Regions from separate parts of the Homo sapiens genome. Here all the other regions are linked to region 1. The links are chromatin contacts, found by Hi-C or POLR2A ChIA-PET in ENCODE. All regions are on one chromosome and are shown on one strand. Each heading gives the region's core, a stretch centred on a gene start or an enhancer-like site at or near the end of the contact. The rest is flanking DNA. Distances are from core to core; before and after follow the strand shown.

What was found. A loop is a pair of places that touch in the nucleus more often than their neighbours do. ChIA-PET counts read pairs that join two places held with the same protein, here RNA polymerase II (POLR2A). Pooled maps may share reads with other maps.
Region 2: a loop to region 1 is called in a map of GM12878, with 7 times the contacts of the local background. The contact joins the promoter of SLC25A30-AS1 here to the enhancer-like site in region 1. A Hi-C loop is called at or near these places in 1 of 168 maps with a recorded cell type or tissue (GM12878), 2 of 37 single-sample maps with no recorded cell type and 2 of 50 pooled maps. POLR2A ChIA-PET finds 5 or more read pairs at or near these places in 1 of 52 experiments (activated CD4-positive, alpha-beta T cell).
Region 3: a pooled map shows a loop between it and region 1 (2.9-fold over the local background). The contact joins two enhancer-like sites. A Hi-C loop is called at or near these places in 5 of 37 single-sample maps with no recorded cell type and 6 of 50 pooled maps.

Annotation. Positions count from the first base shown.
Region 1 is chr13:46,163,927-46,168,381 of GRCh38, reverse strand. The region is part of intron 1 of LCP1 (lymphocyte cytosolic protein 1); the gene reads left to right. Among named protein-coding and RNA genes, the nearest start is that of LCP1, 16 kb to the left of the region's middle. Within about 2 kb of position 2,706, at least 6 of the 41 ENCODE cell types and tissues checked have a DNase peak (open chromatin) inside an H3K27ac peak, as active enhancers do.
Region 2 is chr13:45,414,957-45,419,411 of GRCh38, reverse strand. It overlaps SLC25A30-AS1 (SLC25A30 antisense RNA 1), which reads right to left and starts at 1,250. Exons shown (of 2, transcript NR_047031.1): 1 at 674-1,250. SLC25A30 (solute carrier family 25 member 30) reads left to right here and starts at 1,039. Exons shown (of 10, transcript NM_001010875.4): 1 at 1,039-1,112. RefSeq lists enhancers at 635-824, 1,635-1,684 and silencers at 935-1,034, 1,075-1,404.
Region 3 is chr13:46,677,288-46,681,742 of GRCh38, reverse strand. LRCH1 (leucine rich repeats and calponin homology domain containing 1) reads right to left here. Exons shown (of 20, transcript NM_001164211.2): 4 at 1-2. Among named protein-coding and RNA genes, the nearest start is that of ESD, 120 kb to the left of the region's middle. Within about 2 kb of position 2,067, at least 18 of the 41 ENCODE cell types and tissues checked have a DNase peak (open chromatin) inside an H3K27ac peak, as active enhancers do.

The DNA of each region.
Region 1 (4,455 bases), core at 1,457-3,956:
ACAGAAGGCACCTCCGAGCCAAAGCTACAGCTGCTGATGGCGCCAGCAGCTATTTCTCAGCTCATTTGCAATACTTTCTAATCTAGCTCTAATTTGTATGTATACTTGTCAGCTACTGCATAGAATTTTGGAACTTTTAACATAGAACGGACTCCGCTTCTCAATTTATGAATGAGAAAACTGAGTCCCATAGAGGCAAGATGGAGCCTAAAGTTACACAGCCTAGGTCTCCTGACTGCCAAGCTTGGCACTTCCTTCTATTTCCTGCCAGTTATTTCCATTTTGATTTCTTTGGAGATGTTCAAGTATATTAATTGTCTCAATATCTTAATTGCCTGGGCTGCTTTAGGTATTTTATATTTTTATTTTTTTGATAAGCCTCTGTGCTAATTTCTTACACTTATCTAGTTTTATTTTTCCCTCAGAGCCTTGTGTTTAACCTTTTCACTTGTTCGTTTTTGATCGTCAGAACTCTTTTCATTGCATTAACTATTTCACAGTAAATTAGCTGTAATCCATGTGCTGCATTTGAAACTTGATATTTAACTGTGGGCTTCATGCCTGAAGCCCCTCACCAACCCCCTAGCAGCCAGGGCAGTACTTTGCATACAGACACATATATGGAGTGAAAGAATGAATGAATGGCATTTGATATCAAGGTAATAGTGCAATCATGGTTAAACAGCTAGCCCATAATATTCAATTTATTGAAAAGATGCATTTGGGGTACTCTGAGCTTTCAGTAGGGGAAAGTCTGGATCTTAAATTGCTTCTGGTAGAATGTGGGCTAAAGGGTAGCTGTAGAATTTAAAGATGTTAGTATCAGGAGCATCACTGTCTAAAGCTCAGGGAAGGAGAGAGATGCTAAGGCACAGAAAGGCCTCCCCAAGCCCCAGCCTGGAGTATCCCCTTTTCTTGCAGGAGGCTTGTTCTTGTGTCACACCCTTAATGGGATTGGGCAACTTGGTAGAAAACAGAGGTATCAGGAATGTACTAAGGGAGAGAAGGAAGGAATGAGAACTCCTTAGCTGGCGACAGAGCCAGGCTCTGTAAGATGTGCTACACAGCTTCAGAAGCCCCTCGGTGTAGTGGTCAAACCAGAGGTACCCAGAGCAATATGAGGTTGATGAAGTTTGGAGTAATCTGGATTGCTAGCTTCCCATAAGTGTTTATGTGGCCTGAGATAATAGTGTCAGAGGAGAGCCGTTGAGTCTCTCCTCCTGAATAGCCTTCCCCCTACCTTCCACCCTGTGGCATTTACATCAGAGCCTGCAGAGAGAAGAATTCTGTAGGCTTTGAGAGAATCCATGTATCTGCAGGGAGAAAAAGGACAATCTGGAGGAGATTCTGACTTGACAAAAAGATTCATCAGAGTCCCTTTAACTGGCCATCTGTTTTTAAGGCCATTTATAATTATTTGGTTTCTTAAAAACAAAGTCATTTTAAAATTATATTTTCTGAATCATCCTTTATGTAAAAGTTAGTCATATCTGTATCCATAGAGATATGATATCCCAAGAATATATAGTAAATTCCATATATTCGCAAAGTAAGATCTCCTACAGTGGTCTACTTTATAAAATGAAGGGGACAGGATTAAGTAAAAGCAATGTTTTTTCCTTAAATAGATTAATCTTGATGGCTTTTTAAAAATGTATGGGTATTTTATTTTGCTTCATAGTCCTACATATTTTATTTTTCGTTTCTTTAGTTGTCATAGTCTAATGCTAAAGCTTACAATATTAATGTTATTCTAGATGATGTGTTCTTTTGGATTACTGATTGTTCTTGAGATGTTTGGAAGTTGTATAATTTCCCCTCTGGAAATGTACTGAAATTTATTGAGGCAGAGCTAGGAACTTGAGTCCTGAGTGTCCGGTTTGACTTTAACTACTGAATCAAGTTGCAGGAAAAGTGGGGCACATTCAAAAGAGTCCCTTGGCAAGGTGATACCAGGTCACAGATGCCTCCCTGATCCTGGCAGGTTATATGATTCAGCATCAGTATATTGAATCAAAATACTGACTAGCCCAGCACTACCATCTTTCAGAAATGATTCCACCCCTTGAGCATCTCTCTCTAGACAGGTCACCTTTTCTAGCCTTTCTGCTTTTAATTATCAGTTATGAAACTCCCCAGAGAAAATTCCATTTACATTTTTACATTTACTTTAGAGGATGTTTTTTCTTCTGTAAATTCTGCAGCACTGTGTTCAAGAGTAAACTCCCACAAATTGTTTCTATATTCAGACTTTAGAGAACTTAAGTTCAGGTACTTTTATGATAACTCATCCTCAGAAATTCCCTTCGCTACTGACTTGGGAAATACCAGCACCCTTTAAGCAGAAACTCAAAACTCACTGATTTAAGAAATGAACAGGCTTTGTGGCTTTTGCAGTTTGAGGTGGGGCTTTTTTTTTCTTAAGGTTTTAAAAATAATATAATTTTTTAAAATGAACAACCAATGCTTTTTTTTTGGCCAACGTCTTGAGATTCTACAACTATTGATTTAATAAATTTAAGTGCTCTCACATGCACTCACACAAAAAACTAGCAGCCCAGACGTGACCTTGATGAATGAGTTGTCTTTTTATAATAGATTTTTGATTTGGGCAGTAATTCAGAAGGGGATTTCCCAGATTGACCACGGATTTGCAGAAGACCTGAAAATGGTTTGTGGCAGGGCATATTTAGATGATGTAGTCATTAAAAAGGGCCACACTCAATGCAGGAGCAGTCGGGCAGAGCTGAAGAAACCACTCACTTATACCTTGGAAGATACATGCTTTCTTTAGCCCCTCCTTTTAAGCTCCAGATGCCTCAGCATGCCCATTACTGCAGCAGTATCTGTATAGTTTGCTGCCTATATGGTGCCAGTAATTTGCAAACTAAAGCCATCACCAACTAATCTTACTTATATTACTTATTAATCTTATAATATTATCATAACCCATATTTTCAAATATGCGTGAATTAAAATGGGTGCATTTTTGTTTTTTTTTTGTTTTTGAAATGGGGTCTCGCTCTGTCACCCAGGTTGGAGTGCAGTGGCATGATCTCAGTTCACTGCAACCTCCGCTTCCTGGGTTCAAGTGATCCTCCCACCTCAGCCTCCCGAGTAGCTGGGATCACAGGCATGCACCACCACACCTAGATAATTTTTGTATTTTTGGTAGAGATGGGGTTTCACCATGTTGCCCAGGCTGGTCTCGAACACCTAAGCTCAAAGCAATCCGTGCACCTCGGCCTCCCAACATGTTGGGATCACAGGCATGAGCCACTGCACCTGGCTCAATGTCTTTCTTAAAAATGATCTGGTCTGCCTGTTTTTACACTAATTATGTCCTCTTCCTGCTGCTTTGCTTTGTGAAATTACTGCCCTTTGCACATTCAGTTTAATTACTTAAAGGTCTCTGCTCAGTTATGGACCTTAGGGGCCCTTTTAATGGTAACTCCATCCTTTTCCTGCTCTGCTCATCAGCACCTGCATTTACAAGCTCCAGCCTGGCATTGCCTTGAGAATTTGTACATGGATAAAACATTTCTTCTCATTAGAACTTCAGTTTCCTTATTTATAAAATGAGGACATTGTAATAAATTATTTATGAGGTTCCTTCTGTCTCCAAAAGTTAGGTTGTGTTTCCAGGATATGCTGCTCATGCTGATGGTAAAAGGGACTCTCTCCAGATATCTATTCATGTTTCTGCCCAACAACAACAAACAGTATCACAGCAATGTCAGTTGCTGATTATCCCTTCTCCACTTTACCTTTTAAACTAAGTTAATCCACTTCTCTTTTGCATTTGCTGTTAAATCACTGAAGCATTTTGGATTTTTTAAATTTAAAGGTGTTCTTGCTGTTTGACTTCTCTGAGTTTATCCTCTCCACTCATAAATCTCGTAGAAAAATATTGTTACAGATGCTCAAGGCTTTTCATCTTGACCTACCTGCTGTGGTTTAAAAATAATATGATTTTAAAATACATGTACTTTCTATGTCTTTTAAATGAATGGGCCACTGCAATTTTTATGGTAAAAAAAATTTCCCATTATACCATGATCTTTAGATATTTTTTAGATTTTCTTTTTTTACCCAACACTGTAATTGTTTTGTTTCTTCATTGGCCCTACTTGTGACACTTAGAATGTAGTCTTGTTCTCTGCTTCTACTTATATTTATCGCTAGCTGCTGATAGCGCTCTAAAATCTAACATTCTTGTGTCAAGGGATAAGGCCAGGTTTAGAGTCAGAGATCTTGTTTGTCCTCCTTACCTTTGACATTGTTCCATGCTTTCAGGATAACTAACTGGGTCAATATAGACGTGCTTACCTAAAATGAAGAATAGCACCTGGCTTATAGTAGGCATTCATAAAATATTTGTTAAATGAATGAATGTATCTTATAATCCCATAAACACCTATGAACCAAGAGGTCTTAAGACATTTAAAAACATGA
Region 2 (4,455 bases), core at 1-2,500, 750 kb after region 1:
GGGAGGCGGAGGTTGCAGTGAGCTGAGATGGTGCCATTGCACTCCAGCCTGGGCAACAAGAGTGAGGCTCTGTCTAAAAACAAAACAAAACAAAAATATACCTGGGTATGCTTGAACACAAACACTGCCATACCGTTAAAAATGTTATATATTAATATATAAATAAATATTTACATATATGTATATTAGATATATATGTAAAGATTTCTACTCATAGTACGGTTCTTTTAATTTTTTGTTCTGTTTGGACATTTTCTTTCTTTTTTTTTTTTTTTTTTTTTAAGAGGGAGTATCACTTTGTCGCCCAGGCTGGAGTGCAGTGGCGCGATCTTGGCTCACTGCAACCTCCGCCTCCCGGGTTCAAGCGATTCTCCTGTTTCAGCCTCCCGAGTGGCTGGGATTACAGGCACCCGCCACCAGGTCTGGCTTTTTTTTTTTTTTTTTTTTTTTTTTTTTTTTTTTTTTTTTTTTGAGACGAAGTCTCGCTTTGTTGCCCAGGCTGGAGTGCAGTGGTACGCTCTCTGCTCACTGCAATCTCCGCCTCCCAGGTTCAAGCGATTCTTCTGCCTCAGCCACCCAAGTAGCTGGGATTATAGCGCCCGCCGCTATGCCCGGCTAATCTGTATATTTTCAAGCTAAAAGCTGGGGTATAAAAAAATAAGGGCAAGTTTACTTCCATCCAACTGTGAAGGTTCACGGGGGCACCGTGAGAAGGTTGCCCCCTGCGAAGGTTGCTTTTCCACGGTTCTCGATGCGTTCCCCAAATTTCTCTTCCACCTCCCAGTCGATATCGGAGGCCACATCAGGTGTCACCGAGTCCCGGGCAGCTCCCTCAGGCAGCGGCAGGGGAAGATCCTGAGGGGCACTTGGGACGGGCCCCGCCCCTCCGTGTCCCCATCTGGGGCTGTCAGGGGTGTGGCTAGTGCTGGCAGAAACCAATGGGAGCTGAGGAGGTCGCGTGTTTGCGCGGACGGGGCGGGGCGGCGCGGGGCTGCGTGCAGGCTCGTGGGTCTGCCCCGCCCGCGACGGCATTTTTTCCTTTTCTCCAGCGGCCTCAGGTTCTTGTTACAACTGAGTCCGGGTTGGAGGAGGTGTGGGGCCGCTGCCGCCAGGTAAGTCCTGGCCCGTGCCTCCTCCTGCCGGCCCCGCTTTCTCTGCGGCTCCTGGAACCCGGGCCTGGGGTAAGGTTGGGCTGCGATTTCCGAGGAGCCTCCTTTGCAACCGGGCGTGCTCGGGGCTGCCTGTGCTCTCCACTTCGCAGGCCGGGCCGGGCTCGGCGGGGCGCGAGGTTCCGGGGACTGGGGACAGGGCTCTGCTTCTCGGGCTGCTGCCTCCTTGGGTCGGGCCGGTGCCGCGGGGCCCCCATCGCTGTTGGCGTGGGGTGATTCCTGTTCCAGGGTCATTCAGATCCGAGTGCGAAGCCCGTCCTGGCATCTCCGCGTCTGCTAACGAGCCCCGGGCTTGCAACCCTGCTTGTGCGTCCCTCCCACTCGTGCGTTCATTCAAACGGCAGCCTGAGCGCCCGCGAGCTTCGCACTGTGGGAGAGGGCACACCACATTCGGAATCGCTCGTGGCACACAGGCTGGGAGGAACTTGCCTGGAAAGTTAATGTACCTCTGGGTTTTGAAGTCTTTCTAGGTGCACTTTCATGTAAAGCAGTTGCAGTGATTAGCATTTTTGTTCTGCGCAAGAGTAGCAAACAATGTTGGCACTGCCCTGCGGATTCGGCTTGCGGTGCTACTTGGGTAGTGAGAAAGTTGAAAGGCATGAATCTTGCTTTTGGCTTTGCCGTTGCGAAGCTTTGTGACCGCGGGCTCAGTTAATTAACGTGAAACGAGATGATAATTTCGAAGATTTCTTTTAAACCCGGCTTTTTGTAAGTCTGTGATGAGCTTAGTTTTCCTTCTGCACCTTTAAAAAGAATAGGAAATAGGAAAAGTTCATGAAAGGGCATTATTGAAAGGGCAGTCGGTCCAGCAAGGAACAATAAATGTATGAGAGCACATTAAAGGCTGTGCAATTACAGTTTTAAGACTTAAGACTAAAAAGGGAACAGGAAGTAAAACTGAAAGAACTTACCAAGAATTAAATAAGAGAAACGGCTGGGAGCGGTGGCTCAGGCCTGTAATCCCAGCACTTTGGGAGGCCGAGGCGGGCGGATCACCTGAGGTCAGGAGTTCGAGACCAGCCTGGCCAACATGGAGAAACTCCGTCTCTACTAAAAATACAAAATTAGCCGGGCGTGGTGACGGATGTCTAATTCTAGCTACTCGGGAGGTTGAGACAGGAGAATCGCTTGAATCCAGGAGACGGAGGTTGCAGTGAGCCGAGATCATGCTATTGTACTCCAGCCTGGGCAATAAGAACAAAACTCCGCCTCTAAATAAATAAATAAGAGAAACTTGGAAAGCGTTCAAAAGTACGAACAGCTAGTATTATATTTAATTACCTCCCTTTACAGCTGTACACATGAGGTCAGGTGGGTGAAAATAAATACTAAGCAACCATGTAAGAGAAAATGTAGACAGGATGTGTAACTTAGCATATATCCTAAGTGTAGGGAGAATCCTTTGAAATTCTTAATTTGTATAGACAATTTCATTCAGAAAACTTGTTTTTAACCTTTATTTATTATTTGGGACAGGGTCTTGCTCTGTCACCCAGGCTGCTAGAGTGCAGTGTCATGGTCTTAGCTCACTGCAGCCTTGAAGTCCTGGGCTTATGTGCCCCTTCCACCTCAGCCTGCGGAGTAGCTGGGACTAGAGTCGCGTACCACCATACCTAGATAATGTTTTGGATTTTTTTAGTATAGGTGGTCGTCTCATTCTGTTGCCCAGGCTGGTCTTGAACCCCTGGCCTCAAGCTATTCTCCAGCCTCAGCCTCCCAAGTAGCTGGGATTACAGGTATGTGTGACTAGCCCAGCTAACATTTTTGTTGTTGTTTTTTTACTTTGTATTTTTCACTTTTTTTTGTATTTATTTATATATTTATTTATTTATTTGAGATGGAGTTTTGCTTTTGTTGCCCAGGCCGGGGTGCAGTGGTGCGGTCTCAGCTTACTGCAACCTCCGCTTCCCAGGTTCAGGCAGTTCTCTTGCCTCAGCCTCCCGAATAGCTAGAATTACAGGCGCCCACCACTATGCCTGGCTAATTTTTGTATTTTTAATAGAGACAGGATTTCACCGTGTTGGCCAGGCTGGTCTCGAACTCCTGACGTCAGGTGATCCACCCGCCTCGGCCTCCCAAAGTGCTAGGATTACAGGCATGAGCCACCGTGCCCGGCCTGTTTTGTTTTTAACTTTAAAAAATTTGGACCGGGCGCCGTGGTTCATGCCTATAATCCCAGCACTTTGGGAGTCGGAGGCAGGCAGATCACAAGGTCAGGAGTTCGAGACCAGCCTAACCAACATGGTGAAACCCCATCTCTACCAAAAATACAAAAATTAGCTGGACGTGGTGGCACGTGCCTGTAATCCCAGTTACTCAGGAGGATGAGGCAGGAGAATTGCTTGAACCTGGGAGGCAGAGGTTGCAGTGAGCTGAGATAGCACCACCGCACTCCAGCCTGGGTGAAAGAGCGAGACTCAGTCTCAAAAAAAAAAAAAAAAAAAAATTATTCAGCCAGGCACCAACAGCTTTCTTTCTTTTTTTTTTTTTTGTGATGGAGTCTCGCTCTGTCACCCAGGCCACAGTGCAGTGGCGCCATCTTGGCTCACTGCAACCTCTGCCTCCCGGGTTCAAAGCTATTCTCCTGCCTCAGCGTCCCGAGTAACTGGGATTACAGGCATCTGCCACCATGCCCAGCTAATTTTTGTATTTTTAGTAGAGACCGGGTTTCACCATGTTGGCCTGGCTGGTCTCGAACTCCTGACCTCAAGTGATCCACCCTCCTCCACCTTCCAAAGTGTTGGGATTACAGGCTTGAGCCACCACACCCGGCCAACAGCTAACATTTTTAAAAATAAAATTTTTTATTTCCTCTGCTGGAAAATTCTATATTTATTCTGAATGTATAGAATTCCCTGCCCTGCCCCCCACCAATATTTTTTTAACAGCCCTTGGAAGATAGTGTCTGCAAAGTACTATCTAGAGGAAGGGTCATGTGATCCTTCAGAGAAACCTTAGTTTGAATATTTGGTAGCTTTGACCAGGGAAAGTTACTTTTCTTCTCTGAGGCTGTTTGCTTAGTTGTGAGATGTGGATAATGATACCTCTTTCATAGGACTGTGAAGAAAATGTATAGCAATGCCTAACAGCAGGTATTCAGGGATGACTGCTAGTGTTAGTATTATGTTCATAACGCAGCAAGGAGAAGTAAGGAATTACTGGGTTTTAGCATGGCTTAGAGAACATGGCTGTAAGAGGACTGTCAAATCAGAAGTGATCTACAGCCACTGCCCGACACTGGAATTTCTGCAAAGTTGTAATTCCTTCCCCGAGATGCTGCCCAGAC
Region 3 (4,455 bases), core at 818-3,317, 510 kb before region 1:
TCCTGTATCAAAAGCAGAGAGAGAAATAATAAACATCTTTTTCCAGGAAATCAAGCATTTCATGTGAAATCTCCTTAAGGAATTTAAATATTTGGACAACTACACAGGTACACTTTTATATTCATCTCCAGGTCCCTAGCATTAAGACTCAGCACAGAGAAGAGAAAGCTGAACATTTTAAACTCCCTCACAGGAGAGAAAAATGGAGAAAGGGTGGACATTAGTAGCATTCGCCAGCTGCTTCACCAGCCTCTGGCCTGCCACTTTGACATGCTTCGATTTTACTGAATTCTCACCACAAACCCATTGGGCAATATTGCTAGCCTAATATTTACAAATCAAAAAGTGGGGCTCAGAAAAGTTTAGCCAGTCGCCCAAAGCATGCAAGTGCCAGAGTTAACACTAGAAATGAATTACCAGCTCACCGTTTAGCCACTATCCCATCGTGCCTCTAAACAAGACTACAATGCATCTTATTTTACCAAACTCTCACATTTTGCAGTGAAGAACTAGAATATTAATGCAATGTTTGGATGCACTATTTATTTAAAATGGAGTTCTTCACCACAGGCTAGAAATCTTACAGCTGACCACCTTGCCATACACTTCACAAGCAATTCTTGTCTTCTTTGCTTTAGGAAGCAAATACTCAATTAAGCCTTGATTGGAATCCCCTCTTGACACATGAGAAATGGAGGCCTTGACATTTATAATCTTCTATATCCTTAGGATCTCCCTGAATCCCACTCTTCCTCTTGGCTCTGGGAGCCGTGCTGGGCTCTTCACTCCCCCACACACCCCCAGCTACTCCTGCAGTGTAGACCAGTGCTCTCTCTTAGCTGGGTGCTATCATGATCTCCTGACTGGTTTCCATACATCAGTCTCCGCCTTGGATGCATCCTTCACAGAGCGGCCAGAGTGCAAATGCCATCATGCTGTTCACCAGCTTAAACACTTGCAGAGGCTCCTCAACAACTATAAAGTCCAAACTGGGCAGTAAGGCCAGTATCTATGATGAGGTCTGTCCATTTCTCCAGCACTTTTTCTCTGAATGTCCCTCCTCACAACCTACACTCCAGCCATGTTACTGCTTCTGGCAGTTTTCAGTATTTCATAATTCCCAAACTTGTTCATGCTCCTTCCCTGCCTGATATGCCAGTCCCCAATATTGTCCTCTTGTCCCACTGACTCATTTTTAAAGACTTAATTCAAGCCTCAACCTCTTTCGTGAAATCTTTCACGAGGCTTCCCCCACCTCTCCCACTCTGATCTAATGCCCAGGGAGACTGACCACTTCTTCTTGTGTGGTCCTTTAGATAGCATGTCACTGTAAGTCATTTGCTCATGGGTTTACATTCCCCTTTAAACCTATGAGCTCCTGGGTGGGAGGGACCATGTCTTATTCATTCCATCCTCCCACTGCCAGGTGGAGTGCCAAGTATAAAGTAAGGGATCAATAAATGTTGGATCAAACTTCTAAAATCCACTTACAGTGACACTCCATAATACTGTGGCTCCTTCTGTCTCCAGGACCCTAGGACCCAGGATGCTCCAACATACATACCAAATCCCATGCAGGTCCCACTTGGCATCACAGAACTAAAGATACAAATGATTCCAGTGAGATCAAGGCCTTAAATATCCCGCTTTACTTTTGAACCTGGAAAAGCTCTCCCCTTTCACCATAGAAGGCAGCAGAGCCTCGTTTCAGAAATCTGTTTCACTTTCATTCAAATAAGATGAACTCATCATCGACCAATCCAGTGAACACCCCCAGGCTCCACATTTAGACCAGGCTGTACACAACACAGTTGATCCCTGCCCTCTAACCTGGTCTCATCTAAAAGGCTTCAGGTGATCTATCAACCTGTCCTCACCAGGACAGTGCTCAATGGATACCACCCGATGAAGAGGAACAGTATCACTCTTGCTAAAAAGGAATGAAGTTGTCCTCTATAAAGGCTGAGTGTGCACAGTGCAGATACCTCCCCAAGCTTCTCTGTACAGCTGTCTGATGGGGGAGGTGGGGTGGCACGGGCTGAGAGCACCGGGTGTTCAGCAGCATCACCCCCAACTGCGGTTGCTCTATCCCTCCTGGCCCAGAAAAGTCACACACAAGTTTGAGAAAAACACTTCCAGTGTTTAAAACAAAAACAGAAACAAACTCCACAAGCACATCTGCAGAGACAAAAACGTCAAAGGAAGTAATTACAGAATTAGGAGGTCCAGAGATCGTGTTCAGTCACTCTCAGCCCCTCGCTGAGTCAGTAAATTGCCCTGCCTTTCCGAATGTATTTCCACATGGGAGAAGAGAACAGTGAAATGCCATCTTTTCCCAATTACGGGGGCCTTTGCTCAGTCACAAGAGCCAACAATCAAATGCTTTCAATGAAAGCTTTCTTTGCCTTAACTAAGTTACAAATAAGCAAAAGGTGCCATTCCATCCTATTTTAAAAGAGTCCTCACACAAATACCACACAGGTGAGTCCTAGAAATGCAGGAAATCAAATCCTTCTATGGAACTCATGACCAGATACAGTCACTTGGGTGATGTTGTTGGCAGGAGAAATGGGCGTGCTCGTGGGGAAGAATTAGAAGGAATTATTTGCCATCTCTAGAGAAAATGGACGTTATTGGCATCTAAAACAAGTTTTTTCAGTCTTGTGAGTGACAGCACGAGAAAGATCCTTATATAAATTATGGAAATCACAGATTTTCAATATGAAACTGACAATTTCCAGAAGCTTCAAAGACATAATTTTTTAAAAATCTTTCTCTGAATAAATAAGGAAGGAGGAGAGGAAAGCAAAAAGATAACAGATACATTTAGGTAGCACGTTATTCACAGCATGAGATGAAACTAAGCCTTATTCCATTTTTTAGTGTGAACTATACTCACCTTGCTCTTTGCTGGTCATGGTTGAGTTAGCTAGGAAATCAAAATATGCTGTTTCTCTAATCATAAGGTGATTTTTTTCCATCGTATGTTTCTAACATAATAGCCTTATTAAAAAATCAACTCCCCCTAGCGATATTTGAAAACTTATTTGGCAGTAGGGAAAATGGTCAATTTACTTTAAAAAACTTCCTGTAACGATAAATACAAGTTTTTTTCCTTCTGATTTAGAGGACAGGATATCTGTAGACAATTCAAAACACAAAGTCCAATTGTCCATTCACATTTTGGAGGGTATATGGTGAAGGTCAAATTATTTTAATAGTACTCTGCACTGTTGTCAATTACTTCCTGTCCTGACAAATAATGGGGGGAAAACGCCCAAGCAGATTTAGCACATAAGATAACATTTCACTACTGTGTAATCAATATTGTAGAAATAGTGCAAAACTCTATTCCCACAAGGCATTGAAACTTGCCACGTTTTAAAAAGGTTATAAATTCATCACAAAAATAAAACCCCATGGGTCACTATCTGAATTAGCTGGGGGTTAAGGAGAAAGAAACAGGAGATAATAGTCTAGGTGTTTGGGGATAAAATACTCCTGTTTTGAAAATGTAAAAGCAATATTTCTAGAATGGCCTTGTTCTCTAGAACACTTTTGTTCAAATTCAGCCTAAGATAAGGTATGAATTTTACAGACTGATTTAAAGAAGATACGATTTAGGAAAATGAATGTAAATAAAAACAACACTAATGCCTCAACTTCGGCAATTAGTAAGAATTTATCAGCTTATAAATTCCATATTCAGTTATTTATTAAAATAGTCAAATGAATCCCTTCTGAATTTTCTATTAGCCCTAAGCTATGTCTTAGAGAATGATTCCAAACTTCAGTGAAATCATAGCACCCTATAGTTAGTACTATAATACCACAAATACACAGGCAGATCAGAAAGAATCATGAGCATGTTATAAATATTTACTGAATTTATTCTTTTTGATAGAAACGAATCTAATTATAGTAATATAAATACTCAAGTTTAAGTTTTTTATAGACCAGTCAGTCCAACTTTGTCATTTAGATAAAAAACAAAATAGAGAATTTGAACTGTGACTTAACACATACTTACTTTCCACTGGTCATCATGTTTTTAGGTAACCAAAAGAAAAACTTTAGAAATAAGATTCTCTCCTCATCACAATAAAAAGAGTCTCTAGAAGTATTAAAACCATGTTGGAGTTTAATATATTTTTGTTACTAAGTGCTCGTTGCTAACTGACCTTCAGAATGCAAAAATAACAAGGATTTAAATTCGGAGAATAAATTCAGGGATTATTAAACTAGGTTATACTCACTTTCAGAAAGCAATATGGTAAAAGAGACTAGAAGTTTTTTTTGTTTTGTTTTGTTTTGAGACATTGTCTCGCTCTGTCGCCCAGATTGGAGTGCGATGGCGCGATCTTGGCTCACTGCAAACCTCTGCCGCCCAGGTTCAAGCGATTCTCCCGCCTCAGTCTCCCAGGTAGCTGAGATTACAGGTGTGTGCCACCACAC